Regions from separate parts of the Homo sapiens genome. Here region 2 is linked to region 1. Evidence: read pairs that join two places in POLR2A ChIA-PET (ENCODE). Cell type or tissue: PC-3. All regions are shown on one strand. Links, peaks and the distances in the headings refer to the core of each region. The heading gives the core; the rest is flanking DNA. Region 1 overlaps RAP1GDS1 (Rap1 GTPase-GDP dissociation stimulator 1). Region 2 overlaps RAP1GDS1 (Rap1 GTPase-GDP dissociation stimulator 1).

Region 1 (15,815 bases), core at 5,302-13,301:
AATTAAAGATCTCACATTAGTGTCAACAAAGGTCTGGAAAGAGTGGATAGAATGGGGCTGAAAAGTACCTGAAGAAGTAACAGTCAAAACTTCTCAAATTTAGCAAAAGACATAAACCTATCAATTCAAGAAGCTGAGCAAACTCAAACAGGATAAACCCAAAGAAATCCATGCCAAGACACATCATAGTTAAACTTCTGAATACTAAACGCAAAGAAAGTCTTGAGAGACAAAAATGAAACCTTACCTACAGGGGAATAAAACACATAAGAACACAATGGATTTCTCATCAGAAACCAGGGAGGCTAGAAAAAAGTGGCACAATAGTTTTCAAGTAAAGAAAGAAAAGAACTGTGAACCCAGAATCCTATACCCATTTTCTGTCATTTGACAATGTCATTTCCCTTTCATTATGAATGAAAAAAATTTTTTTTGGCTAAAAATCTGTTGCTAGCAGTATGGCTAAAGGAAGTTCTCTAAACAGAAAGGGAATGATTATAACAAAAATAAGAAATCTAAAAATGTGCGTAAATACGATAGACTTCCCTTCTCTTTCAAAGAGTTTTCTGAAATATGTTTGGTGGTTGAAAGAAAAGTTGTAACACTGTCTAACGTGATTCTAAATATATGTAGAAGAAATATTTAAGAATGATATACGTGAGAGGCTGGGCGTGGTGGCTCACACCTGTAATCCCAGCACTTTGGGAGGCCAAGGCAGGTGGATCACCCTGACGGGTGGTCAGGAGTTCAGTATCAGCCTGGGCAACATAGTGAAACCCCGCCTGTACTAAAAATACAAAAATTAGCCAGGTGTGATGTGGCAGGCATCTGTAATCCCAGCTACTCGGGAGGCTGAGGCATGAGAATCACTTGAACCCTGGAGGAAGAAGTTGCAGTGTGCCAAAATCACGCCACTGCACTCCAGCCTGGGTGACAGAGTAAGACTCTGTCTCAAAAAAAAAAAAAAAAAAAAGATATATATATATATATATATATGGAAGAATAAATGTAAATGATTAAAAAATGTTTAACCCATAGGAAGTCAGAAATAAAGAAGAAATGTGACAAACAGAAAACAAAAATAAGATTGCACACTTAAGCCATATCAGTCATCCATTAAATGTAAATGGTCTAAATACACAAAAGGGACTGGTAGAGTAGATTAGAAAATGACAACTTTGTGCTGTATACAGGAAACTCACTTCAAATACAGCAGATTGAAACTAAAAGAGTGAGAAAAGATCATGTGAATGTTATTCAAAAGAAAGTAGGATGGCTTCTTGTAGTGGCACATGAAAGAAAATAAAATAGTAATAATAAAAAAACAAGCAGAAGTAGCTATGTTAAAGTCAGATAAAGTTGACGAGAGCAAAGAAAAATACCAGAGAGAGGTACACTATATAATGATAAAAGGGTCAATCCCTTAAGAAAGCACAGCAATCCTAAAGGTGTAGGTACCTAACAACAGAGCTGAAAATTATGTTAAGCAAAAATTGACAGAACTGAAAGGAGAAATAGGTAAATCTACAGTGGGAGACTTCAACACCCTTCCTCTCGACAATTGACAGAACAATTAACTGCAAAACCAGCAAGAATAAAGGAAACTTGACACTAGTACCAACAGAATCAAATTCACATTTATACAACAGTACCCAATAACTGCATAATACACACTCTTTTCAGGTGTCCATAGAACATATACCAAGATATGCCAATGTCCATAGAAGATATACCAATGATTTGTTGAAAAAAAAAATTTTTTTTTTTTTTTTGAGACAGAGTCTTGTTCTGTTGCCTAGTCTGGAAGTACAGTGGCACAATCTCTCAGCTACAACCTCTGCCTTCCAGGTTCAAGCGATTGTCTTGCCTCAGCCTTCTGAGTAGCTGGGACTACAGGCGTGTGCCACCACTCCCGGCTAATTTTTGTGTTTTTAGTAGAGACAGGGTTTCACCATGTTCGCCAGGCTGGTCTCGAACTCCTGGCCTCAAGTGATCCACCACCTCAGCCTCCCAAAGTGCTGGGAGTACAGGCATGAGCCACCGTGCCTGGCCTCCTAAACAAATTCCTTAGTTAATATTATGGCATACAAAATCAGAACCTGTGCCTGCTATAAAATAACATTTTAGGGTTCATGAGACTTACTGATTTTGCAATACTGAATGTTGTCTAGATTTGCTATATGATACTTTCTATTGTAGTGAGAATCTTTTGGGAATGTCTTCAGTGAAAAGTAATTCTATCTATTATACAGTTGGATGGCTAGAAAATACCAATGTAGTGTATATTTCAAGACAGCTAGAAGAGAAGATTTTCAATGTCATCACCATGAAGAAATGAGTGTTTACAGTAATAGGGGAAAAAAGTTATCTTATAACCTCCATAAACTAATTTCTAACGGCTTTAAAACCCAAAACCATCATTTACTATTACTCTATATTTAATATTTAATGTGAACCATATGTTTATGGACATCAAATGATAGAAGAATACTTACCAGATCCCATAAGAGCACATATCAGGACCATGGAATTATATTTGATTTCAGGAGCACTTCTCTCATCTGCTAGCAGTCTATGTAAAATCTGTACAAGTTTAGCACTTTCTAGATCTTTCTCAGCAGTGCCTACAAATAAAACAAAGTATATCTACTGCGTACGAACCCAGTATCCTCAGGATAAACACTGCTTCATTTTGAAGAAATTGACCATACGAAACCTTCTAAATGGAACTGATAAATAATAATGACCTAGAAAAATAATATTAAATTCAGACCATGTGAAAAGAGTAAATAGAATTAGATTTTAGTAGACACTTCAGGTGTTTAAGCTTACTATTTAATACTAACACATTTCTTTTAATATGAGACAATTAAACTTTTTATTATGGAAAATGTTAAACATATGCAAAATCAGAAAAGATGGTATAATAATATACCTTATGCACTTATCACCTTAAAGAATTATGGCCGATCTCTCTCATTCACCTGCTGTCATCCATCTCAAATTATTTTGGAGCAAATCCTATAAATCACATAATTCCCTCCACAAATAAAAGATAAGGACTCAGTGGAATTTCAATCAAAATCCTAGCAAGATTTTCTGTAGAAAATATACAAGCTTATACTAAAACTTACATGGAAAGCCACAGGCCCTAAAATAGCTAAAACCATCTTGATAAAGAAGAATAAAGTGTGAGGAATTCCTCCATCCAGTATTAAGGCTTACTCTATAGCTACAGTAATCAAGATAGCATATTACTGGTGGCAACATAGGCACTTATGTCAAAGGCACTGAATGGAAGACCCAGAAATAGACTCACACATATATGCTCAACTGACTTTTGACAATGGTACAAAATCAGTGCAGTGGAGGAAAGACAGCTTTTCAACGAAAGGTGCTAGTACAATTAGACATCCATGGGACAAAGAAAATGAACCCTAACCTAAACCTCGTACCTTATACCGATATATATATATATATATATTTTTTTTTTGAGACAGCGTCTGGCTCTGTCGCCCAGGCTGGAGTGCAGTGGCGCGATCTCGGCTCACTGCAAGCTCCGCCTCCTGGGTTCACGCCATTCTCCTGCCTCAGCCTCTCAAGTAGCTGGGACTACAGGAGCCCGCCACCGCTCCCGGCTAATTTTTTGTATTTTTAGTAGAGACGGGGTTTCACTGTGTTAGCCAGGATGGTCTCGATCTCCTGACCTCATGATCCACCCGCCTCGGCCTCCCAAAGTGCTGGGATTACAGGCGTGACTTATACCGATATTAACTCAAAATGGATTACAGACTTAAATGTAAAATATAGAACTACAAAATTTTTAGAATATATAAAGAACTCTCAAAACTCAACAGTCAAAAAAAAAATGGTTAAAAGACAAAAATCAGCATTTCACCAAAGAATATACAGTTGACCCTTGAACAACGTAAGTTTGAACTGTGTGGGTCCAATTATACCTGGATTTTCTTCTCTTCTGCCATCCCTGAGAGAGCAAGCCTAAGCCCCTTCTGTTCTTCCCCTTCCTCAGCCTACTCAGTGTGAAGACAAGGATTCAAGACCTTCTTGATAATCCACTTCTACTTAATAAATAGTAAATATATTTTCTCTTCCCTACAATTTTCTTAACATTTTCTTTTCTCTGGCTTTATTATAAGAATATAGTATATAATTCATATACAAAATATATGTTCACTGACTGTTATTGGTAAGGCTTCCAGTCACCAACAGACCATTCAAGGAGACAGATATCCTATACACCTTGACTTGATCATTACACACTATGCACATAAAAAAATACTCACATGAGTGTTTCCTCTTCCTGGAACTGGGGTTGGAGGGTCCATTCGCCCCAGTGTGAGAATTATGGATCTAAGTTGTCAGTGGGAATTAAGAGGCTATCAGTTAACAGTATTTACCCAAATGGCTTTGAATTGGATAGGACATCCCTACTAAGTGTAAAGTCCTCCTTTGTGTTAAGCAGCCTTAGGCCTTAACCACAGGCCACGTGACTCTATTACACCATCCCTGGCTGACTGTCTTGGGTTGGCTCCAAAGCCATCCAGCTTATGCTATTCATAAACTAGATGTCTACGGATTAGCTTCTCGTGATGAATTCTGCCCAACAGAAATGCTATATTAGGGCCGGGCATGGTGGATCACGCCTGTAATCCCAGCGCTTTGGGAGGGCTGAGGTGGGTGGATCACTTGAGGTCAGGAGTTCAAGACCAGCCTGACCAACATGGTGAAACCCTGTCTCTACAAAACATACAAAAATTAGTCAGGCACAGTGGCATGCACCTGTAATCCCAGCTACTCAGGAGGCTGAGGCACGAGAATTGCTTGAACCCAGGACGCGGACGTTGCAGTGAGCTGAGATTGCGCCACTGCACTCTAGCCTCCTGGGTGACAAAGCAAGACTGTTTCAAAAAAAAAAAAAAAAAAGCTATGTTAAACTGAAACTAATGAAATTATTTAGCCTATTTAGCCTCTGCTTTGGGGGAGTTCTGAATGCAAAACACACAGAAGGGTAACACAGAAGACAAGACATTAGAGTAAGGCAATAGAAGTCACGGTGATGGAGAAGGAGAACAGCAAGAAAGAATCGGTAGTAGAGAGAACCAGCAGAGATGGAAGAGAAAGTATGGGTCACTGGGAGAGTAGCAGACTCTTCATATGCTGTCATATTCTAAATATTGTTTGGTTTCTCTGTGAAGCCTGCTGAAAACGTTTTCTCTATTCTCTAAGTGGCTGTAACTTGAGACATTATTTAAAAGTTAAACTTACCTTAATGCATTGCCCTAAAAATGTTACCAAAAACACAGCCAAAGGGGACAGCTGTAACAATCTATATAGAATGATTTTCCATAGATTCAGAGAACGGTACAGACACTAGCAAAATGCTTCCAGTCAAGGTTCTGTCTGACTTCAACTCCACTTCTATACTTCCTTTCATCCAAGATAAAAATAGAAGAAAATAAGTTTGTCACTGGGGTACTTACCCAATTCTAAAGCTGCTATTAATGCCAAAGCAACAAGAGCTTCATTCTGCATTATTACATGTTCACTAGTTGCCATGGTAACTAGATGCTTGATGCCACCACTCTGCACAATGGTTTTAATTACATCCTACAATAAATAATATCAGAGAATTATAGACTTTAATTTTAAACATAAGGAACATGCATTAAAATCAGTCAACTCATTGTTGAGTGGTTTTGCGACAGTGTCCTGTATGAATCATTTGATTTAATCATAGTTTTTTTCTCCACAGAAGAAAAGGAAAAAGCTTTTAGCTTTAAATACATTCATCAAAAGATGACAACTTAAATTGCCTAAGTAGAAAAGACCACTGCAGTTCATATTAAAAAACAGAAGGCTTAGAAGCTACCAAAGCCAAAGAAGTAAAAATGTCACTGCCTTAAATGTTGACCTACCTTAGGATTGACAAACAAGAATAAAACTTGGAATTTAAAAAAGTTCTCAGCTGGGCACGGTGGCTCAGGACGTTAATCCCAGTGCTCTGACAGGCCAAAACAGGAGGATCGCTTGAGACCAGCCTGGCAACATAGCGAGACCCCATCTCTACAAAAAATAAAAAAATTAGCCAGTCATGGTGGCACACATCTGCAGTCCCAGCTACTCAGGGTGCTGAGGTGGGAGACTGCTTGAGCCAGGGAGCTCAAGGCTGCAGTGAACTATGATCACACCACTGCACTCCAGCCTGGGTGACAGAGTGAGAACCTGCCTCTTAAAAAAAAAAAAGTTGCTTTTAAATTTTCATGATAGTGCCAGGTAGTTGTTCTGCAGATGTTCCAGGTAAAGCTTTTATGAAAAAATTTTAAGTACTTTTTACCCCTTGATTTAATCTTACAAATATGAAAACTGAATTACATGCAAAAAGACTGAGCAGAACTTAAAATTCTCCATCTGCCCTCATTTCTCATGGTGCTTAGAGCTCTGTCTTCTCTCCATGACAGAGGAGACATCAAGCTCTGGATTCAATAAATCCCACTGACTGAGCAAATTACTGAACCTCTCTTACCTCAGTACTATCTCCATGTCACTGGAATGATGTAAGTATATATCTCATAGGTTTTTGTTATTACAAAGTTATTACACAGAAAACATATAAGACCATCTGGCAAAAGTTAGATGAAAAAAAAAATGTTCACCTTTATTTCTAGTACCCTTTTTGGTCTTCATTCCACCAAGGGTTCCGTTGTCTTAGAACTCTTGAACTAAATCTGATTTAGTAGGAGGTCTCAATAATATTTTAAAAATAATTTTCTCTATTTTCAATATTTTTAATAATTTGAAGGTCTGGACATTTTAAAAAGCCTGAGTCAGCTTCAAAATTAATTGTAGTTGGAAATATTTTCCAAATTTGCTAAAATATTTTTAAAGGGTTTGCTTTATGCTTCCATTTCATAAAAATTTTTTGAGAAAACTATTTTTAGAAAGTATCTTTGCTTTGAGCCCAAACTTGTTTAGTGATCAAACTTGCTAAATAGAGTCCAAGAACTAAGTTTTTATGGTAGCTGTGTTCTGGCATCTAATACATTTTTCCCCATCAATCTGTTTTAGAAAGCTTTTTCTAACCTCCCCAATTTACTGTTTACTCAGCAACAGTTTATTTGAAACAGACACAGAATTCTTAGTAAAAAATTTTATAAAAATCACAAAAGAGCTTGAGTAAAGAAGACCATAAGAGATGAACAGATACATATGCAATCATTTAGGGAAGATGTTTGAACTGTCATTTTGTCCTCTATGTTTCTAATCACACTTAAAAGACCAGTGTAGTAGAAGGAAGAGTAGGGAATGAACTAAGGAAATGTGTACATCAGAAATGAACAGTGTCCTCTCTTTGGCCAGGTATACTTTCATCTCACTTTTCCGGAACAGATACCTGAGTCCTTTTTAAAATTTCTGCCCTCTGGGGAACATCACACACTGGGGCCTGTCGTGGGATGGGGGGAGCGGGGAGGGATAGCATTAGGAGAAATACCTAATGTAAATGATGAGTTAATGGGTGCAGCACACCAACACGGCACATGTATACCTATGTAACAAATCTGCACGTTGTGCACATGTACCCTAGAACTTAAAGTATAATTAAAAAAAAAAATTCCTGCCCTCTCACCAACTACTTCAACAAATGTTTATTGAATAGCTATTCTATGAAATCATTTTGCCTTATAGAATATGGGATTAAAAAATAGATAAAACATCGTATTCGTCACATGTGACAGAATAATATTGATGGCAACCCTTTATGGAGCAATAACTATAAGCTGGACATTGTACTGAGTAGCTTATAGATATTAGCAAATTTTTATCCTGCAGAAAATCTCATTAGCTAGATATCATCTCCTGTTCATATAGATGAAGGAACTGAAGCTCAGATGAAGTCATTTGCCCAAGTTCAGACAATAAATAAGTGGTAAAGCCAAGGCTAAAACCTAGGCAGTTTGGCTGATTAGTGGGTCTTTGTTCTTAAAAATTCTGGAGATGCTTTATGCAGTCTGAAACATGTTTTATTTCATAGTTCTATTCTTATAGAAAGCTAAATTTTGGTATATATAAAACCAAGGCAAATTATCCATGCTAACAATTTCATCTATTTAGCATTTAGTCAATTTGCCCTTGATTAGTGAAATCAACCCAGGTTAAGACTGTTGAAAACTGTATCATGTTGATCACAACGGAATATTTTCAGATAGGCTTTGATTTGAGGTAATTTTATAAGATTGCCGGTTGGTATAGCCATTGAGTTGGTGAGCCACTTAACAAAAATTTTCTTTTTCAAGATTGTATCATCAAAGCCTTTTCAGTACGGGATTTAAATAAATGTTTGTTGGATGAATGAGCAAATGACTAAATACATTTGTTTAAACAAGTTTTTAGCCTGGTAACTGATAAAGAATTCTCTACTCTTAAAGGTTAAAGAAAAGTGCTGGCTTTGATAGCAGGGAGTTTTTATATTCCTGGTATAAAGGCAACCTATATTTCTCTTTACATTTTTGATGTCTATAATTGGAAGATTCAGCTAGTTGGTCAGCAGTCCTAGACTAGGGCACTCTTTCAAAGAAAGGTGTGACTTTACCTAAGAGCATCAGCACAGGAATACACTGCAAAGTGCTGAGATGACTAAGCAGCATGAAACCTTGTGAGTCAGTGCAAACTTTTGAAGGGTTGAACTCCAAGACGGAATTCAGGGTGAGGTATGATCTTCAAAGTTTAAGAACAACACAAGGAGAGAGCTGTGATTCACACAGCTGGCTAAGGATCTACAGGAATGTAATACATTTGAACCTGGTGTTTAATTATTTTAAAAACTTATTCTAGAACAGCATTTTTCCAAAGTACGTCCAGTGTAATAACAGATGCCACCTGCAGAAAGGATCCATGGTCAAACAGTTTGGCAATCAGTGGATTCAAATAAAATTAAAGAGGTTTCTTTAGTATTAATGTGTGCTGTGAATCTCAAAGGCAAAGAAAAAAATAATTACTATTTGCATAACTAATCTACCTATGCAACTCTTTCTTTGTAGAAGATTTCTTGGGATTATAATTTGATGAAACAAACTTGAACTGCTGCTCAAAAGCAGTCATGTCTACTGTAACACTGGTTAAGTTAGAAAATAACAGCTCTGACATAGAACTCATGCAATTAACACACTTTATAGTTCTGCTCATTAAAGTGTGAGAATCAAGGCTCCTTGGCTGCTTAGCAGCAGTATACTCTCAATTGTAGGAAAGATATGTAAAGGTATTGAATTGTAATCCTAAAGTTGTAATATGTAACTATAAAGTTACAATCCTATATAATTTCAAGTTGTTTTCTGCTACACACACCCCCATCCACCTTTTCCTAAAAGGGTACCATGCCACAGTTCTCATCATTCAAAGAACCTGCGTGGTGATGGGTATTTGAACTCTTCTTTTCGGGGATGGGCGAGAAGTGGGAGGTTAGATGAGGGAAAGGGGGATCTATGAACAAAATTCACAGAAAAGCCTCAAAATCTTTAAATTTATTAAATATTATAGCATTTAAGTAGTTCTGGCTCCTAAATTCAGATGTTTCTAAGAAGCTGGGATGTATCTTCCTGTGGACATATTTTTGTGTCCATGAATGGTTTGGTTATGTAATTCTGTTAGTTGATACTGAAGATACTAGATTAATCAAGGTTTCCACGAGCCTTACTACTACATGTAACAGGAATTTATCTGAGAGTTCCAAATTCAGATGCCAGGATCATGTCTGTAAATTAGTTAATACAATTATGGTTTGCCAAAACTCTAAACCAAGCGTGTCCAACCTGCAGCCCAGGATGATTTTGAACGTGGCCCAACACAAATTCGTAGCTTTCTTAAAACATTATGAAATTCTTTTGTGATTAAAAAAAATTATTTCCATAGGTTACTGGGGAACAGGTGGTGTTTGGTTACATAAGTAAGTTCTTTAGTGGTGATTTGTGAGATTTTGGTGGACCCATCACCCGAGCAGTATACACTGCACCATATTTGTAGTCTTTTATCCCTCACCCCCTTCCCACCCTTTACCCCTAAGTCCCCAAAGTCTGTTGTGTCATTCTTATGTCTTTGCATCCTGATAGCTTAGCTCCTACTTATAAGTAAGAACATATGATGTTTGGGTTTCCACCCCTGAGTCAGAATAATAGTCTCCAATCTCATCCAGGTTGCTGCGAATGCCATTAATTCATTCCTTTTTATGGCTGAGTAGCATTCCATCATATATATATATACACATCATAGTTTCTTTTCTTTTTTTTTTTTTTTTTGAGACACGTCTTGCACTGTTACCCAGGCTGGAGTGCAGTGGTGCCATCTCGGCTCACTGCAAGCTCCACCTCCCGGGTTCACGCCATCCTCCTGCCTAAGCCTCCAGCGTAGCTGGGACTACAGGCGCCCGCCACCATGCCTGGCTAATTTTTTGTATTTTTAGTAGAGACGAGGTTTCACCATGTTAGCCAGGATGGTCTTGATCTCCTGACTTGGTGATCTGCCTGCCTCGTCCTCCCATAGTGTTGGGATTACAGGCGTGAGCCACCATGCCTGGCCCCATAGTTTCTTTATTCACTCGTTAACTGATGGGCATTGGGTTGGTTCCACATTTTTCCAATTGTGAATTGTGCTGCTATAAACATGTGTGCAAGTATATTTTTTGTATAATGACTTCTTTTCTACTGGGCAGATACCCAGTAGTGGGATTGCTGGATCAAATGGTAAATCTACTTTTAGTTCTTCAAGGAATCTCCACACTGTTTTCCATAGTGGTTGTATTAGTTTACATTCCCACCAGCAGTGTAGAAGTATTCCCTATTCACTGCATCCATGCCAACATCTATTATTTTTTTATTTGATTATGGACATTCTTGCATGGGTAAGGTGTTATGGCATTGTGGTTTTGATGTGCATTTCCCTGATCATTAGTGATGCTGAGCATTTTTTCATAAGTTGGCCATTTGTATATCTTCATTACTGTCTATTCATGTGCTTAGCCTATTTTCTGATGGGATTATTAGTTTTTTTCTTGCTAGTTTGTTTGAGTTTATTGTAGATTCTGGATATTAGTCCTCTGTCAGATGTATAGATTGTGAAGATTTTCTTCCACTCTGTGGGTTGTCTGTTTACTCTGCCGACTGTTCCTTTTGCCATGCAAAAGCTCTTTAGTTTAATTAAGTCCCAGCTATTTACCTTTGTTTTTATTGCATTTGCTTTGGGTTCTTGATCATGAAATCCTTGCCTAAGCCAACATCTAGAAGGGGCTTTTTCTGATATTATCTTCTAGAATTTTTAGTTTCAGGTCTTAGATTTAAGTCCTTGATCCATCTCAAGTTGATTTTTTTTTTGTATTAAGTTGGAAATGAGGCAACAGTTTTATTCTTCCATGCCAATAATCACAGCACCATTTGTTGAATATGGTGCCCTTTCCCCATTTTGTTTTTGTTTGCTTTGTCAAAGATCAGTTGGCTGTAAGTATTTGGGGTTATTACTCGGTTCTCTATTCTGTTCAATTGGTCTGTGTGCCTATTTTTGTACCACTACCATGTTGTTTTGATGACTGTGGCCTTATAGTATACTTTGAAATCAGGTAATGTGATGCCTCCAGATTTGTTTTGTTTAGTCTTGCCTTGGCTATGCAGGCTCTTTCTTGGTTCCATATGAATTTTAGAATTGTTTTTTCTAGTTCTGTGAAGAATGATGGTGGTATTTTAATGGGACCTACATCGAATTTGTAGATTGCTTTTGGCAGTATGGTCATTTTCACAATATTGATTCTACCCATCGGTGAGCATTGGATGTGTTTTCATTTGTGTCATCTATGATTTTCTTTAGCAGTGTTTTGTAGTTTTCCTTGTAAAACTACATCTCCATGGTTAGGAATATTCCTAAGTATTTTATTTTATTTTATTTTTTGCAGCTATTGTAAAAGGGTTGAGTTCTTGATTGGATTCTCAGCTTAGTTGCTCTTGGTGATAGGAGAGCTAATTTGTGTACATTAATTTTGTATCTGGAAACTTTGCTGAATTCTTTTATCAGTTCTAGGAGCTTTTTGGAGGAGTCTTTAGGGTTTTCTAGGTATACAGTCATATCATCAGCAAATAGCAACAGTTTAACTTCCTCTTTACCGATGTGGATGACCTTTATTTCTTTCTCTTGTCTGATTGCTCTGGCTAGGACTTCCAGTCCTGTTGAACAGAAGTGGTGAGAGTGGGCATCCTTATCTTGTTCCAGTTCTCAGAGGGAATGCTTTCAACTTTTTCCCATTCAGTATTATGTTGGATATGAGTTTCTCATAGACGGCTTTTATTATATTGAGGTATGTCACTGGTATGTTAATTTTGCTGAGTTTTAATTATAAAGAGATGCTGGACTTTGTGGAATGCTTTTTCTGCATCTATTGAGATGATCATGTGATTTTTGTTTTAATTCTGTTTATGTGGTGTGTCACATTTATTGACTTGGGTATGTTAAACCATCCCTGCATCCCTGGTATGAAACCCATTTGATCATGGTGAGTTATCTTCTTGATATGTTGTTGGATTTGGTTAGCTAGTATTTTGTTAAGGATTTTTGTATCTATGTTCATCAGGGATTTTGGTCTGTAGTTTTCTTTTTTTGTTATGTCCTTTCCTGGTTTTGGTATTAGGGTGATATTGGCTTCACAGAATGATTTGGGGAGGATTCCCTCTTTCTCTATCTTTTGGAATAGTGTCAATAGGATTGGTACCAATTATTCTTTGAATGTCTGGTGGAATTCAGCTGTGAATCTGTCTGGTCCTGGACTTTTTTTTGTTGGTAATTTTTAAATTACCATTTCAATCTGGTTGCTTGTTATTGGTCTGTTCAGGGTATCTAAATAATTCTTCCTGATTTAAGCTAGCAAGGTTGTATTTTTCCAGGAATTTATCCATCTCCTCTAGGTTTTCTAGTTTTTGCATGTAAAGGTGTTCATAGTAGCTGTGAATGACCTTTTGTATTTCTGTGGTGTCAGTTGTAGTATTTCCCATTTCTTTTCTAAGTGAGCTTATTTGAATTTTCTCTCTTCTTTTCTTGGTTATGGTCTATCAATCTTATTCATCTTCTCAAATAATCAGCTTTTTGTTTCATTTATCTTTTGTATTGTCTTTTTTGTTTCAATTTCATTTAGTTCTGCTCTGATCTTGGTTATTTCCTTTCTTCTGCTGGGTATGGGTTTGGTTTGTTCTTGTTTCTCTAGTTCCTTGAAATGTGACCTTAGATTGTCTCTTTGTGCTCTTTCAGACTTTTTGAAATGCCTATTTCAGGCTATAAACTTTCCTCTTAGCAACGCCTTTGTTGTATCCCAGAGGTATTGATAGGTTGTATCATTTATTGTTCAGTTCAAAGAATTTTTAAATTCCCATCTTGATTTTGTTATTGACCCAGTGATCATTCAGGAGCAGGTTATTTAATTTCCATGTATTTGCATGGCTTTGAAGGTTCCTTTTGGAGTTGATTTCCAGTTTTATTCCACTGTGGTTTGAGAGAGTACTTGCCATAATTTCAATTTTCTTAAAATTTATTGAGGCTTGTTTTGTGGTCTATTATATGGTCTATCTTGGAGAAAAGTTCCATTTGCTAATGAATAGAATGTATATTTTGCAGTTTTGGGTAGAATGTTCTGTAAATATCTGTTAAGTCCATTTGTTCTAGGGTATAGTTTAAATCCATTGTTTCTTTGTTGACTTTCTGTCTTGATAACCTCTTTAATGCTGTCAGTGGAGTATTGAAGTCTCCCACTATTGTGTTACTGTCTATCTTGTTTCTTAGGTCTATTGGCAATTGTTTTATAAATTTGGAAGCTCCAGTGTTTGGTGCATATATATTCAGGATTGTGATATTTTCCTGTTGGACAAGGCCTTTTATCATTATATAATGTCCCTCTGTCTTTTTGAACTGCTGTTTCTTTAAAGTTTGTTTTGCCTGATACAAGATAGCTATTCCTGCTGACTTTTGGTATCCATTTACATAGAATGTCTTTTTCCACCCCTCTACCTTAAGTGAGTCCTTATGTGTTGGGTAAGTCTCTTAAAGGCAGCAGATAGTTAATGAATTCTTATCTATTCTGCAATTCTGTATCTTTTAGTGGAACATTTAGGCCATTTACATTCAATCTTAGTATTGAGATGTGAGGTACTATTCCATTCATCATGCTATCTGTTGCCTGTATACCCCCCACTTTTTTTTTAATTGTATTTTTGTTTTGTAGGTCCTGTGAGATTTATTCTTTAAAGAGGTTCTGTTTTGATGTGTTTCCAGGATTTAAGATTTAGGGCTCCTTTTGGCAGCTCTTGTAGTGCTGGCTTGGTAGTGGTGAATTCTCTCAGTATTTGTTTGTCTGAAACACACTGTATCTTTCCTTCATTTATGAAGCTTAGTTTCACTGGATACAGAATTCTTGGCTGATAATTGCTTTCTTTAAGGAGACTGAAGATAGGGCCCCAATCCTTTCTAGCTTGTAGGGGTTCTGCTGAGAAATCCACTGTTAAGTTGATAGGTTTTCCTTTATAGGTTACCTCGTGCTTTTGCTTCACAGCTCTGAAGATTCTTTCCTTTGTCTTAACTTTAGATAACCTGATGACAATATGCCTAGGCAATGATCTTTTTGCAATGAATTTCCCAGGTATTCTTTGAGCTTCTTGTATTTGGACGTCTAGGTCTCTAGCAAGACTGGAGAAGTCTTCCTTGATTATTCTCCCAAATATGTTTTCCAAAAGTTTTCTTTGTTTTTTTTTTTTTTTTGGAGACAGAGTCTTGGGAGTCTTGCTCTGTCACCCAGGATGGAGTGCAGTGGCACGATCTTGGCTCACTGCAACCTCCGCTTCCCAGGTTCAAGCAATTCTCCTGCCTCAGCCTCCCCAGTAGCTGGGATTACAGGCGCACGCCACCATGCCTGGCTAATTTTTGCATTTTTAGTAGAGATGGGGTTTCACCATGTTGGCCAGGCTGGTCTGGAACTCCTGACCACAATGATCCACCTACCTTGGCCTCCCAAAGTACTGGGATTACAGGCGTGAGCCACCGCACTCAGCTGGTTTTCTAAACTTTTAGATTTCTCTTCTTCTTCAAATGCCACAGGTGTTTGAGTTTTTTTTGTGATTTTTGTTTTTTTAAGCTCATCAGCTATTGTTAGTGTTAGTGCATTTTATGTGTGGCCCAAGACAATTCGTTTTCCAATATGGCCCAGGGAAATCCAAATGATTGTATACCCCTGCAAACCAATGGTGGAGATTCTCTTGGAGTAGAGCAAAAAGATTAAGGGTAATGACTCCAAAGAGCATGGGCGAGTGGGCAAGTTTAGGGAGTGTTAGCTGCACCTCTTCCTATAGTGTTTTATTTTGTTGAATGGCATGATAACCCAATCTGGTGGTAAACCCCAAACTTGGAATTAGCTCTAAAACTACCTCCTCCTTTAATTCTACTGTTGAATCTGTCAATTCTACCACCCATATTTTTCTCAGGTCTGTCTCTTCTTTTCCATCCTCGCTGCTTCTAGTTGAATAACCCATATGAAATTTGTTTCAAAAATGGCTGAATATCAGCAATTTCAAATTGCTCAACTCAAAACCTTAATTCAGTCCTTTATCAACTCTCATATATATTTTTGCAATAACTGTCCTTTCTACCCCCATTAAACCCTAGAGACATCTTTCTAAATGAAAACTAAATGGCTGGGTGTGGTGGCTCACGCTTGTAATCCCAACACTTTGGGAGGCCGAGGTAGGCGGATCACCTGAGGTCGGCAGTTTGAGACCAGCCTGACC
Region 2 (15,815 bases), core at 2,510-10,509, 49 kb after region 1:
CATTAGGCAGATTAAGTGAAGCAACTGCAAGACTACTACTTCTGCCTCCCTCAGTGAATATCAGCACCTCCAGGAGAATGTTATCAGAGCTCAACAAACACAGCAATTCACAAAAATGTAACCCAGGCCCATACATAGCAAACACTTATGTGTGAAAGACAGTCTTTAGACAGCACAATGTCATAAATGTCCGAAGACTCTGTTTTAACTGCTCCTGACACACATCACAGACAAACACTGACCAAATACAGATTTACGAAATTACATAATATCAAAATGACACAGGCCCTACATGATCTATGGGGAGGAAGAGGAAGAAAGGCACTGAGGGGGTGCAATACAGATGCATATACAAAGAGATATAAGGCAATCAACGCATGCGCTGGTGTGAACACTTACCTACCTACATTTGAATTTCAATGGTTCCAAGTTCTTCAGGTCACACTCATGGAAACTCCAAAGAATGGAGATCTGGAGAGAAGATCTCAAGTTGAGGAACCTTTTCCCCCCTGAGTTTTAAGTTTAATGTTTAAAACATTGGTATAACTAGATTATAGGTCCAGAAAAGTATGCTGAGAATTCCAGTGATTCAACTGAAGTTACTAAAAATAAGTTTGTTAAGAAGATTATAACAGGTTTACCTTATTCCTAAGGCCTTATAGACAATGTTATAAGATTAAGCTTTTTGGTAAATAGAACTTAAGAATGAACTTGTAAAAACAAGACAAGACACAATTCAAAATACAGTCTGTACATTAGTACGTAGATATATTATTCACAGTATAATGATATGATATTGCCATTTACAGGCTTGCATTAAAAATCCCATCTACAGTCAAATGAGTTGAGCATAGTTGAAACAGTGAAAGAAGCAAATAAAACTCTTGATGAAAAGTTCTAATACAAATTGGCTAAAAATCATTTGGGCATAATAAAGACTGAAGAAAACTACCTTTGATTTAATGACATATCTGTATTTCCAAAAAAGGATATGAAAATTAAAAATTAGAAACGATACAACTGAAGTAGAGCTTCAAGTTCAAGCAAGTTTTAGCTCTATTATAACACTGCAAAGTAAACTGACTTAAATATGGCTACCAAGAGGATGATTAGTGGTTAAAAACTTTATATACTCAAATGTTTATAAAGTGGAGAACTTTATTCTAAGCCTAGTGTTGAGGATATAAAAACTAGATTACTTACATGTGTTTAAAATTCAATTATTTTAAAGCCTTCTTTATATCAAACATGCATGTGTTTTGCACCCAGATTGTCGCTTTAAGCCCCATTATACATTTCAATGATACATAGAAATTTCAAAAAAAAAAAAAGCCAACATTCATTAATATTGACAATATTGGAGGTTTAAAACAATACATTTATACATTTCTTCCTAGTCGCTAACAAATAAAAAACTAGAAAAGATAATTCTAAGGTTCTTTCTGGGTTCTGAAAATAAAAATTGTCTCTACATGGCAAAATTTCCCTTTTGTAAAAGTTTTAAATATAAATGGCAAAATTATATGTGTGAGATTGATGTAAAACAGAAGCAACAACAAAAAAATGCCAAAGCAAAAATCAACAGATAGTAAAAATATTTTATTATTCTTAAGAAACTTATTCATTTACTGTTCTCAATATAATGACAACTAGAGTGATTATGCCTTAATCTAGTAGATAATTTTTCCCCATATTTACTACAGGTTAATTATTTGTTACAGATCAACTTTTGTTACAATGAATACTGCTACAAAAAAATTCTATAGATATGTTTATTCTGATTAAAGAAAACTCTACGCTTTCATCTCAGAAAAAAACTGGTCTTTTAAGTTAAATGTCTTTTTTTTTTTTAAAGAGGACTACTGCCAGCTGTTGCTTAAGCAGCATTTATTAAGAGAAACCAATTCAGTCTCTGCTTTCATACAGCACTGCTGAGATAAAGACCACATCTACAGTAAGTATAAATTTAAGCCTGAATTTTTGTACAGCAAGTTAAGCTAATGCCAAATTAATTTATATTCCAACGTGTATCTTACAAACATATGCTTAAAAACATAGAAATCCCTTCTTTTACAAAAGAATATATTAGCTTAAAAAAAACTTTTCTAGTTACCATGGGGCATTATTGTAATTTAGTTTTTACAGTTTAAAATTGCACAGAAGTTATTTGCAAGGCAAAAATTCTGTTAACAAGATACATCTGCATATTCAAAAGCATTTCACTTTCTAGTTTTTCAAGTAGGACTTAAAAATTTTTTAGTAAATAAAACAATATAGGCAGTACAGTATTAACTGGATTTTACTTATAGTTAAAAAAACAGGATTAATAATCTTCATAAAAGTTAATTTACACATGATGCTTTTCTGGGTTCAGCGCCTCTCTGAATGGACTTTGTAAATGGCCTAAATTAGACACGCAAATACAGATATCTGGCTAAAACCTATTATTTACCTCTGATTTTAGCCTCAGCTTTTGAAAGGCCAAACAGCTCAATGCTTACTTCAACATCATTTCTGGAACCTAAAAATTTGTGCATGATCAATGATTATGTGCCTCATATCATCATATTTCAACTAGTATAGGAACACTTACAGTAAAGACCTGGTCTTTCAGACTTGTTACTATCTGAATATTTATTTTTAAATATAGGTAAGCATTTCATGTAAAGAGAAAATTTGCCTATATGCTTTATATGTTGAAATTCTATCAGTTGAAATGTAAATGCATATTATTATATTAAAATGCACCAATAATTAATGGTGATATACATCTTGTAAGGATGAAATCAAAATCAGAAAACCAATTTTTCCACTTCAAATTTTCACAATGAGAAAAATCTTGAAAATAATATTTGATAACGGCTATGATTAATCTTCAATCCAGACATAAAGCAAATAAAAATGAGAAAACCATACTAAAGAATGAGCAACTCCAAACATATTTTGCCCTTTCACTGCCCTCAACTAAGTGGGCATCTATGTGGTATTATGATATTAAATGCATTATCATAATCGCAGTAGCAATCTAGAAGCTAACAATGCTGAGAAAGTATTATTCCTGTAATAATATAATGCCAAATTTTAAGTATTAGACTGCTAAAATTACTGACAAAAAGACTATAATAATTTTATTTTTCTAAGATAAAATTTCAGCTTCTTACATTCAGAAGTTCATTCTCTAATGGCCAAAGCTGAATATAAATGCCAATACTTGATCATGTGGAATTAGACCAAAATGTGTATCTGATACACCTCTACTGAAAATCAAGCTCTCAGCCTGTTCATTAAGTAACAGCATTATCATAGAAATAGTCTAGGAAGATTATCACTAAAAGCTAACCTGGTCTAATTGGTCAAATTTAATAGGTTGAATTAGCAAGAGGCACCAGACTAACTAACTGCTCTATTCTTTAGTGAAACAATTTGTTTAAAATAACACTTGTGGTAGAACTTTATGAAAGCAACCTTTTTCAGCAAACTGACTAGAAAGCTGTTGGACAAACAGCAAAAATTCAGGAATTTTTAAAAAAGAGAACAACAGTAAATAAAGAACAACAGTTAGTATAATAAAGAAAGAATAAAAAAGCCTAAGTACTTTTCAGCTGCCCAATAAGTCTTCAACACACTTCATTTAACTCACTGGAGTAAAAAGTGACAAACTGGGCTTCAAAAGATGTTAACTTAAATGTACATCTCCCATGTCTTCATAAATAGAGGAAAAATAAAATACATGTAAGGTAGTATGATGGAAAATTAGTTTCATTAAAAAAGACAGTATCAGAACAAGGATCTCTGAGAAAGAAGAAAAACTTTAAAAAAGATAATAAATTGCAAAGATACAATTTTACCTTTTACATATTGTTTTGTTCTTTTTCCTTAGAGTAAGGTAAAAATAATTTACTATTTAGGAAATATATAAATTATTAACTAGCTTGTAACCACAGTAAGTAAAGTTTAAAAATAGTTCTTCACTCATGTGAAGCAAATCATTTTTCTAAACATCTAACACATCTAGGAAATGCTCTTTTTCACCCGTAATAAAGTATTGTAATACTGAAACATAAGGATAAACATGCAGCTCAGGCCAACATGCTTTTTAGTTTTTAATTATGAACTAAGAAATTGTTGCTATTGACTGAAAGTAGCAGCTAAGATTAATTACACATTAAATAATCTTTAATATGGGGAGAAGTAGTATAGGCCTTTTTTAAACAAGTGAATTTAAACAATGAGCTTAATATTTAAACTCAGTTGTCATGCTTCAATAATATGCCACAGGTGTTACACTTCCTAAATTACATACATGGCCTCCCTTCAACCATAGCTTAATTATCATCAGCCCATGCGACAAATAAATATAAGAATTATCATGTAGGTATCTCAGAGAGATTTCAGGAACTACAAAAAAAGAGAAATTAGTTTTTCAATAATGAGGAGTAATTAAAATATTAGAAAAATCGGCTGTATTTGTAGAAATCATATATACACATATCATACATGTATATATAAAATATAGGTCAGATGAAGAAGCCTAGACTGCATATGTTAATAATTTTAGAAGATACTTTTTCCTTTCCTGATGGCATCTTTCAATTGCCTCTACTTTTCTCTCTTATGGCATAGCTTACGTAAAATAGTAACTTTAGTGTTTAATGCTTATCATTTACCACTTTCTTTAAGAGTTATAATAGAATTTTCCCTCTATTTGTGTCTCTAGCACAACAATACTAGGAGAAAAAGTTAAACCCTCAATTACACCTTCCATGAGATATTTATTGATTAATTACATCTACTTACAACAATGGTGACTACCAATAGATTTGTCAACAAGGTGGTGTTCTGGTCTTTAGTGCTTTGCTTTAGATCACTGGTTTGTTTCTATTCAAACGTGCAATTAATTCAAGTGTACAAATGCAGACTCAACACGCTTGTGGATCACCTATGGGAAATTTTTAATTACAGATCTGGTACTTGTTACTACCAGTGTGTTTTCAATGCCCCTTACTGCTGCCACCATGTATCATACGTAGATAAGGAACATCAACTAACATAGTGGGAAAGAGTTTGTAATGGTTCTAACTTATTTAATGAAGCAAATGCATTCCAATAACATGTTTCTCTTCCAAGTATTGAATTTGCTAATGAAAATTTTAGACGATAATAAGTATCCAGAAAAAGTCAATCAATGAAAATTTTCCAAACTCCTATGTGCTAAAACAGTGTTATATTTGAAAACAGCTGGATGACTGAACAAAATTTTCAGTCATCACTGCAATGTTTTGGCATTGGGTAACCAAAGCTAGGAAACAGATAACAAACTAATGAGATTAAAATACCTACAATTAAAGGTTTGAGTTCCTTGGATTATAGAATAACTAAAGTTGTAACAAAATGAAGAAAAAAAAATAGCAAGTTCAACACATTCCCTCAAACTGAATGTCAAAGTGTCAACAAGCTTTTCTACAGCCATAATTGTCAAATATTCAGGCTATTTTCATGAGCCACAGAATCAAAGAGTGCTTTTTCACCATGTGAAAAACATGTATATTTTTTCCAAAATGGATAAATTTAAAACAATTTTTACTAAAGTTTTGTGTTATTTAAATATTATTTTATTTATGCATTATTGATACAACTTCTTTGGCTAAGCAATTATAACTTTTGCTATTCAGATTATTCTACACTTACCTGAGTATTAACTGCTTCACCAATAGGGAAACAAAAGTATATATCCAGCTCATAGCTTAGAGGTATAGAGTCTTGAGCTAGTTTAAAACTTTTGAAACTGATAAATTATGAATTATATACAGCTTTAGCAAATGGTACAAAAATGACTTTACTGAATATTTTCATAACATATATGACTTGCATGTGTTTAGGAAACTTGTTTTATTCCTTATTTAATGGGTTTAAAAAGTGGATATGCTCTGAGTTTTACTGTATGAACAGGAAGCTTCTGAATCAAGACATTCTAAGTTTCAATTTTGAGACTAATAAATAATTTGAAAATATTCTCTTCAGGGAAACTATGTTGGTGGATTTTTGTGACCACTCTCAGTACTTTTTTTTTATAAGCATACTTTAAACATTTTATACATACAGCTAAAGAACAATAACTTCCTAACTACAGATACGGCTTAAGTTATTGGGTCCAAGGCAGTTAACTTTTCTACTACAGCAGGAAAAAGCTATTTGTCACTCAATATTTTACTTATAAATTAGCAGAGTCTTGTATACTGATGTTCTACATAGTAAATACATATAAAAAGAAACTTCACTTATTAGTGCTAATAGAAAGTGCCTCCTGAGTTTCAAAAAGCTGTTATTTTTTGTTTCAGGGACTTATCTAGGTACACATGATCAATACCAAACAATCTGAGTCAGTAAAGATGATGTAATATTTAAGTCTTCAAACATAAATTTTAAGGAAAAGAGAAAGCAAATAATGGACAAAACAATAAAGACGCTTTAATAATTATGCCAAACATACATAAAAGGATATAATTTCAGTGAACATTAGAAGAAAAAGAATCACTTCACAAATTAAGACACTCGTGACAGACAAAATGTAAAAAGGAAGTAGAGGAAAGATGATGATAGTTACAAGTTTCGCATTTGTTTCTTAAAAATACTCAAGATTATGTCTTTTTTATTCGATAAGTTTTAAAAGCTGCAAACTGCAGCTTTTGAAATAAAGGAAGAAAAAGACCATTTGTCTAATAATATTCAGAGAAAAGTTAATATAGCTTTCTAAAGTCTCTAAGTTATTTCTTGGGAATGCCTGAGCTCTAGAAAAAAGCCTACTCTTCAAAAAATATATATATTATACAGTTAGACTGTGCACTCCACATGCTGTTAATTATAATCTTCTTTCTCAGAACACTTCTCTACACACTGGGATACCCTATAATATTATGGGACTCAATCACTGCTTTGGATTGGAAATAGTGATGCTTTTGAAGACCAGCCATCTGATATATTAATACCTCTATACAGATTTTTTTTTAACAGCTTCCTCAAAGAACTAACAGCTAGGTTAGATGCATAACAAGACTAATTCTACTACTTCCAAAACTGGAATAACTTCTTAAAATTTCTTTCATTTATATTTCTAAAACTTTTTCCCATTTAGTGTTCTTCCTACTTCCTCAAATGTCCAAGCCCAAATGCAGTTAAAAGCAAAGAAAACAATATGAAAATCTGACCAATGATTTCTTAATGCAATTCAGACACCTATGTATTGTGGTTAAATTTCAATTATTTAGGAAATATGTATTTATTTTGTGGATTTCTCAGGCTCTGTCCTTTCTGTTTCTCATATTTATATTTAGGGCATTTGTTCTTCAAAATTGATTCCACCAGAAGGAAGGAAAAACAGATGTAACTTATCCTATGAAGACTACCATTTATTATTAGCTCAAGTTTAATATGTAAGCCATTTGATCAATAAAAACTCTATTATCTTAATTCAAAGGCTTAAAACTGGTAGCCCTTGGACAGGATGAGGCCTGAAGATACTTTCTGTTTAGCTTCTATAGTATTAAAAATATGTAATCCAACATTTAAAACTCAGATGTCACATAACAAACTAGACATTTCAGCTTTCTCCCCCACCTCCCATCCCCAAAATATAAAGATTGGGCAGTATTTGGCCAAACCGTCATACAGAAACAACTGGCTAGAGAAGAGTAGTGGTTTTCCCCTTTCAATAGGACAAGGGCTCTTCAACTTACCACAGTCCCCACCATTCACTGTTGTCACTAACAACAAGGGCCAAATATCAGTAGCCATTTATTGCCAAGGTTTATCTTTTTTTTTTTTTTTGAATTATTGAGAATATTTCTTTGGACCCACAACTATAAAATGTGAAAAAAAATAAAAAGTATGCCAAAAGGGCCACGTGTTTCTACAACACACGAAAGTAAAGAATAATACTGCATGTCTAATATGCAAATAAAATGTCTCTGCCAAAATATCACAACTTAAAATGCCATTATGAAACAAACCACAGAAAGACCTTATTTGTGTTACATACCAGGAACATACCAAAATTTGAATGTCTGATCCACACAGTGATTCACATAAGATGATAAAGAAACAAATGGATATTTTGTGACACAAACGTATTGTGAAGCCTTAATATCACAGATTTATATGCATTTAATTAACCATATAGGCTATCTGAAAATTATTGATACATCACTTGTTTCTAGGGTCTAAAAATGTTTTACAGAGAAAAGAAACTGCTGTTTACAATAATTAAATTTCTAAAATGAGATCTCTACAGTTGCTCTGAACTTGTTTCTAAAGCCAGATTTTATTAGAGTTTTAAAAAATTATTCGAAGTAAACCTAGCATCTAGATAAAATAATTTTACTTCTGCAAACAGTGTTCATATTTTAAAGCTACTCCTGGTATATATATAACGAAGATAAAACTATTTTAATATTGTTTATTTTTAAAATGTTCACAGTAAGAATGCTTAAATCATACTATAGGGCTGTGGAGTTTTTGTTTTTGATACTGATCAAAACTGGCAGCCCTTCAAAAATTAGTCCCATTTAGTAAATTAACCATTTTACATTTTTGAAACATTGAAATTTAATGTTGGCTAATTATTAATTTTATATGCCACTTACGAATTCTTTGTTCATCATTTTTCAAATATTTTTGTTTTGCACTATAGTAAAGATAATTTTTAATTTTTCCCCCAGAGATAAAGCAAGTTTTCAGTTTTGTTTACCATTCTCATTGCTATAGTTCATCAGCATGCCACAAAAGACAGTCAAGAGCTTCTCATTGGCGGGATCTGTTATACTGCACAGTGACCTTAAATGGTCAATTACAATCTGTGCACCACCTGCTTGGTCAACTGCACTTCTGCCCTCATCTGTAAAACAAAGAGTTAAATTAAAAATAAAAGAAAAAAGAAATGTACCTTACAATTTCAAATACAAAACATAACAGTGTTATTCTTTATTTTGTGAATAAATAGAAAATAAACCTAGGCAGGACATTAAATATGTCTTTTCAGAAAAAAACAAAAGAAATAAACATGGAAATGGGGGTGGGATGGGGAAAAGAGACAATCACTTTTTAAGCAAACCAAGATTATTCTCATTGGCATCATATAGGAGCTTACAGAACTTCCCTGTGTCCTAGAAGTTTACAATATGAAAACTTTCACTCCCTCTTTCACAAATGACAATGCTGTGTAAGAGAAAAAAACAGAAACTAAGTGATATTCTATTGATATAAGTTTTTGTCCCTCAGGTTGAAAAAATCACTAAATATAACTTTTTGTCATTGGTTTTCAAAATCAGCTATTATCGAAGAAAACCATATGGGAACGTTATTATGTCTTTGATAATAGCTCTTATTAAAGAAAACCATATGGTGTAACTCTAAATCATAATAGGTAATTCCTGAATATTGGTACTATGGTCTTTGTTAATGGCATTTCCTATAGTCCAGAAGCATGTTCCCTTTTTTCATTCTTGATTTGTTTCTTTTTTCCTTATTCCCTCTCTTCTAGGGCACACCAATATAATTCAACATTACAAAAAGTGGTCAAGTGATGGTCAAACATAACTTCCATTATGTGTCCATCTACATTGCATAAAACAGATGTTACTTAACTGTCAGAACATACAAACAGCTTTAGACTACTTTCTAACTTTTGAACATAAGAATGAAAATAAATTAAAAGAAGAATACGTGTCATTCTAAATCTGACACCTTAGATAAAATATAACCACCCTCTAGAAGAGGTCCAAGAGAAATGTGTGAGCCATAAATGTGAACCACATGTGTAATTTAAATTTACTAATAGACACATTAAAAAACAGGTGAAAATTAATTTTAGTAATATTTTATTCAATTCAATATATATCACTCTGATATGCAAATCAATAAATTAACAAAATATTTTGTATTATCATCTTCACAATATATCTTCAAAATCCAAGTGTTTTATACCCTTACAGTTACATCTCAACTCAGACTAGCCACATTTAAATTGCTCAGTAGCTAAATTTGGCTAGTAGCTACCACACTGTACTATTCAGCTACAGAAATATAGCACAAAGATCAGCAAAATAAATGACTCACAAAGGAATTACAGCTACGAAGTTAGTTACAATTTGAAAGATTTTCATTTTCCAAATATAAGAACTGAAACTAAGGTCACATCTTTATTACTGTTGCTGAATCATATTAGATGATACAACTTAAAATATGTAATTTCTTATGGTATACACACACACACACACACACACAATTATATAGTAAGACCTCAGAAATACTATGTTCATAATTTTGAAAATTTTTGAGGAAATCCACACTAAAATGAAACAAAACAGTTTTATCCACTTAGTTTTACTGTATTGTTATAAAGATGGAAAACAGGACTGTATGCTAATCAGCTCATCAGATCACAGAAAATTCTTATACTGCCAGAGTAACTAGCTAGATGAACCAGCCAAGAACAATTGGTCAAATCTCATTTAGAAATCTAATTTCCAAATTTTTGTTTTCCATAACATAGATGTAAATTATCTAAATTACTGGGCAATTTCTATGTGGATGATGTCTCAGAAAACTGAACATTAGGATTACAAATCTAAATGTTCAGACCTTCAATAATATGAAGGTATAGTACATCCCATCCTAAATTGCAAAGCTCGAATAGTATTTGATTCTAATTCCTGAGTAAACTGGGCTTTTGAAATATAAATCATGTATGCTTAGGACTTACTTAGAAGAAGACATCTTAGAGAATAGCTAAACTAAGCCTTGTATTCATATATTAGGAATTTCATATACTAGGAAACTAGGGCTTAGAAACTATGTGGCACCTATTTGCAATGAACTGTGAATGAAAGCTGGCTTCTTATCCACACTAAGCTAGTAAATGTTCAAAAATTCCATAATTCAATAAATTAAAATACAAACTTATTCAACAAATTTGATGCAATAAAAACACAATACAATTAAAAGCAAATTACCTATTTGTGTTTCAGAGCCACAGTGCTTTTCTTCTCCTCCTCTCCTTCCACCCCCCTCCTCTGAATTGTCTATAACACAGCTTTTTGCTCATGTGTTATTGAGAATTGTTTGCAAGGCATAAACACAATCTGTATACTAGAAATTACATTATTACCAAATATGAGAAGAAAAGCAAAGCATGTATTACAATAATAGTGATCTGGGTTCAAAAAATATTAACCACCACTATAGGAATGATTGATTATACAGCTTTTTTCTTTCTTTGGACAAGTCAGCCTGAGAAACACAGTAAAAGCATTTTTTTAAAAATATTTAATAGAATTTAAGGATTCAAAGGAATAAATGATAATAATGTGTTCCTTTAGCAAAACCAGTGACATAAGTCATCTTTAGAAGTATCTTACAACTGACTTATTTTTCCAGTAGTATTTAGAAAACAAATCATTTTAAATACAACAGCTATCATTGCACAAGTCCATATAAATTGGTTTTCCATAGTTAACTCTATACCTTCATGTTACATTATCATAATGAGTATTATTGTTCACTTAAAAATAATTCTCAAAAGGTTCCCTATCCTAAACTTGTGTATCCCTAAGTGTAAGCTCATCTTTCACTCTTCTCATAAGTAACAGCTAACCTATGAAGCATCCTGAGCTGTCACTTCTAAAAATATAATTTACATCTCAATTTTCCTCATTTAATTATGAAGCATCCAACCACTGGAAAAAGTGCAGCCCACTCTTTAAAGTCCTATTAAATCCTTTAATGATGATCTTTCACACAAAGCAGTTTCCAGCACAAGTATGATCATTCTTCACATTAGCTAAGAGCAGGGCTTTAAATCTAAAGAGTTACTGCACTTCCATTACCCTTCTGTAATCAAAAGCAAGCAGCAATAAAATTTGTGTCATGGTTATCATGTCTCACAAATGAGAAAAAAAAAATGTTATCAAGTTAAACACTATTATCAGGTACAAGTTATACACTAAGGGTGAGGAAAAGACCTAAAATACAGCCACTGAATCTAACTATTGTGGCATGTCGTACAGTGCATCCTAACTTTGGATTTTACTACGTTTCCTCCTTGTGTATGGCAAATGCCTAGTATATAGTAGGTACTCAAGAATTTTTTAATGAATGGGGCCTTTTGACAGATATTGATAAATTACTATTCACCTTGAGGATGGATGATTGTGAGAGTGACACACACACATACGTTGGACTTTGTACATTTCATATTAAAATGTGATTTTTAAAAACTGTCACTTGCATCTTTAAATTTATCTGAATTGAAAAGGAAGCAAGTATCAAAAATCTTTCTAATATGTTAGTGTATTCTTAGCCTGGCTTTTAATATTCTGTGGTTTAGTATCTTTTTCTATAGGAGATAATGTTACTGATATGAGTAATGTTTTTGAGACATAAATGTCATTTCTACTTATCATGGGTTAAATTGTGTGCCCTCCTTCAATCTATGTTTAAGTTCTAATCCCTAGCACTTCAGAATGTGACCTTATTTGGACACAGGGTCATTGTAGATATAATTAGTTAAGGTGAGGTCCTACTGGAGTAGGGCAGATTTTTAATCCAATATGACTTGTATCCTTATAAGAGGAGGGGGATGCACAGAGGAGAATGCCATGTGAAGACAGAGGCAGGGATTAGAATTATGCTACCATAAGCCAAAGAACACCTGGGACCACCAGAAGCTACAAAGAGGCAAAAATGTCCTCCTCCCCTACAGGTTTCAGAGAGAGGCATGCCCTGGTGAGCACCTTGATTTCAGACTTAAAAATCTCTGGAACTGTGAAACAATAAACTTCTCTTATTTTAAGCCAACTAGTTTGTGGTACTTTGTTACAGCAGCCCTAGGAAACTAACACACCACTCCATATAATAGAATATAATACAACACTGTGAAATATTTAAGTTTCTTTTTTGTGTGTGTGAGTATTGTTTAGAAATGGGATTTTGCTCTACAGGCTAACTGTAATAGGAATGTTCCTTGTTAACAACAATTTACCACTGGGAGAGGAGCAAGAGCACAGAAAAAGCCCACAGCTGTGCGGGAACGGGTCCAAGCCTGAAGTCAAAGCAAGAACACTAAGGAAAGTCCTCCAGCACCCATACTCTAAGCATAAAGTAAGAACGGCCGACTACTAAAGGAATTTGAAGAACATACTGCACTCAAGTAAGGTGAGCAACAACAAAACATGAACCTAGTTCGACTCCTGACTAGACTGGCTTGACCTCTACCCTATGCGAACACCCTAAATTAAAAGGAAGTGCGCTCAATTCCAGAGATTAAATACTGTTAATCTGTTTTCCTACAATAATATCCAGCTGCAATAAAAAGTTGAGATGCATTTTAAGAAAAAAATTACTCACTGTCAAAAGATGAAACCAACAAAACTCACAGGTGATCCAGATGTTAAAACTATCATACAGGGACTTTAACGATAATGACTACGTTACAGGATCTAGTGGAAAAACTGAATAATATCCATGAATAGATGTGAAATTTTGGAGAAAATGGAGACTGTAAGAAAGAGTTAAATGGAAATGCTAGAAAGGAGCAACACAAAGAATTATTTCAACAGGCTGAATAGCAGACTCAACAAACCAAGAAAAGACTCAGCGAACTCATAGATCAATAGAAATTACACAAACTAAAACATGAACAAACTAAACAAGTGGGAGTGGGATAACCCAGAGCACCCAAGAGCTGAAGGAAAGAAAATAGCAAATGGTCTAACCTAAGTGTACAGTAGTCAGTAGTCCCCCTTCATCCATGGTTTTACTTTCTGCAGTTTGTTACCCATGGTCAATGGTAGCATGAAAATAATAAAAAAAATTCCAGAAATAAAAAAAATAAAGTTTTAAATTGCACGCTGTTCTGAGTAACATAAAATTTTACACCATCCCATTCAAATCATGAACTCCCTCTTTGCCCGGTGTATTCATGCTAGATACACTACCTGCCCATTAGTCACTTAAGTAACTGTCAGATCAGCTGTCACGGTATCGCAGTGCTTGTGTTCAAGTAATGCTTATTTTACTTAATGGCCTCAAAGTGTAAGAGCAGTGATGCTGACATATGGCTATAACTGTTCTATTAGTTATTGTATTAATCTCTTACCATGCCTAATTCATGGTTTAACTTTATTACAGGTGTGAAAATATATTTAAAAAGACATGATATATACAGGTTTGGTACTACCTTTGGTTTCAAGTGTCCACTGAGGGTCTCAGAATGTATCCCTTGTGGATAAGGGGGCACTACTGTACCTGGAATCTCAGAGAATGAAGTGCTAGAGAACAGGGTAGAAAAATATTTTAAGAGTTAATGACTGAAAAATTTTCCAAAAATGAAAGCCATCATGCTACAAATCTATTAAAGCTTAGAGAACCCCAAGCAAAGGAAAACAATTAAACATACCTAGACCTATCATACCCAAGCTGTTGAAAAACAAACAAGAGGGAGGGAGGGAGAGAGAGGGAGAGGGAGGGAGGGAGAGAGAGGGAAAGAGAGAGAATCTCTTAAAGGCAGCCGGAAGGGGGAAAAAAACAGAAAAAATAAGAAATAAAGCAGACTTCTCATCAAAAACTATGCAAGCTAGAAGACAATGAAGTAACATCTTTAAAGTCCAACCTAGAATTCTACACCCAGTGAAAATATCTTCCAGTAAGTAAGGTTAAGTAAAATTGTTTCAAGCAAATAAAAGAGATAATTCATTGCAATAAACCTGTTATGCAAAAAATGTTAGTAAAAGTTTTTCAGTTAGAGGTATACTAGACAAAAATTTGGATCTACCCAAAGAATGTAGTGCACTGAAAATGATAAAAGTATGTTAAGACAGTTTTTCTCCTATTTTTAAAAGATAATTGACTGTCTAAAGTAAAAACAGGCCAGGTACAGTGGCTCACGCCTATAATCTCAGCACTTTGGGAGGCCAAGGCAGGAAGGTCTCTTGTGGCCAGGAGGTTGAGATCAGCCTGGGCAACACAGTGAGAACCTGTCTCTACTCAAAAGGAAAAAAAGAAATTAGCCAGGCATTGTGGCATGCACTTGTAGTCCTAGCTACTCAGGAGGCTGCGGTAAGAGAATCACCTGAGCCTAGGAGTTCAAGGTTACAGTGAGCCATGATTGCACTACTACACACCAGCCTGGGCAACACAGCAAGACCGTGTCTCAAATTTTTAAGTAAAAATAACATCAATATATTTGGGATTTCTAACATATGTAAAAATGAAATAGAAAACAGAAGCATAAAAGATTTAAGGGAGGAAGTGGAACTGTACAGTAAGGTGATTGATTAAATTAATGTGACATAATATTTGAAGATAAACTGTGATAAGCTAAGAATAAATATTGCAAGCCACAGGGCAACCACTAAAAACTTACAAAGTGGCATCAGAAGCCAGTAATGGGCTGGGCACGAGGGCTCATGTCTGTAATCTCAGCACTTTGGCAGGCCAAGGCAGGCAGATCACTTCAGGTCAGGAGTTCGAGGTCAGCCTGGCCAACATGGTGAAACCCCATCTCTATTTAAAAAACATACAAAAATTAGCTGGGCATGGTGGCGTGCACCTATAGTCCCAGCTATTCATGATGCTGAGGCAGAAGAATTGCTTGAACCTAGGAGGCGGAGGTTGCAGTGAGCCGAGATCGCGCCACAGCACGCTAACCTGGGTGGCAGAGCAAGACTCCACCTCAAAAACAAACAATAAAAAAACACAAGAAGCCAGTAATGGAGCTAAATGTGAAGAATCCAAAAAAAGGCGGACAAAGAGGGAAAGAGGAA

The links. Peaks named below come from ENCODE experiments on the same cell type or tissue, not always from the same donor. Only the 100,000 strongest peaks of a DNase experiment are listed, where the experiment ranks them.
Region 2: POLR2A ChIA-PET joins it to region 1 with 10 read pairs; 2 of 35 experiments call an interaction of 5 or more read pairs at or near these places.

The regions. Positions count from the first base shown.
Region 1 is chr4:98,423,749-98,439,563 of GRCh38, reverse strand. It overlaps RAP1GDS1 (Rap1 GTPase-GDP dissociation stimulator 1), which reads right to left. Exons shown (of 15, transcript NM_001100427.2): 13 at 5,502-5,628; 14 at 2,496-2,624. Among named protein-coding and RNA genes, the nearest start is that of RAP1GDS1, 170 kb to the right of the region's middle. In PC-3, for the core only: no CTCF peak of the experiment used is centred there; DNase peaks (open chromatin) are centred at 8,343 and 8,693; H3K4me3 peaks cover 841 bases; H3K27ac peaks cover 2,886 bases.
Region 2 is chr4:98,372,092-98,387,906 of GRCh38, reverse strand. It overlaps RAP1GDS1 (Rap1 GTPase-GDP dissociation stimulator 1), which reads right to left. Exons shown (of 15, transcript NM_001100427.2): 5 at 8,744-8,890. Among named protein-coding and RNA genes, the nearest start is that of RAP1GDS1, 120 kb to the right of the region's middle. In PC-3, for the core only: no CTCF peak of the experiment used is centred there; no DNase peak of the experiment used is centred there.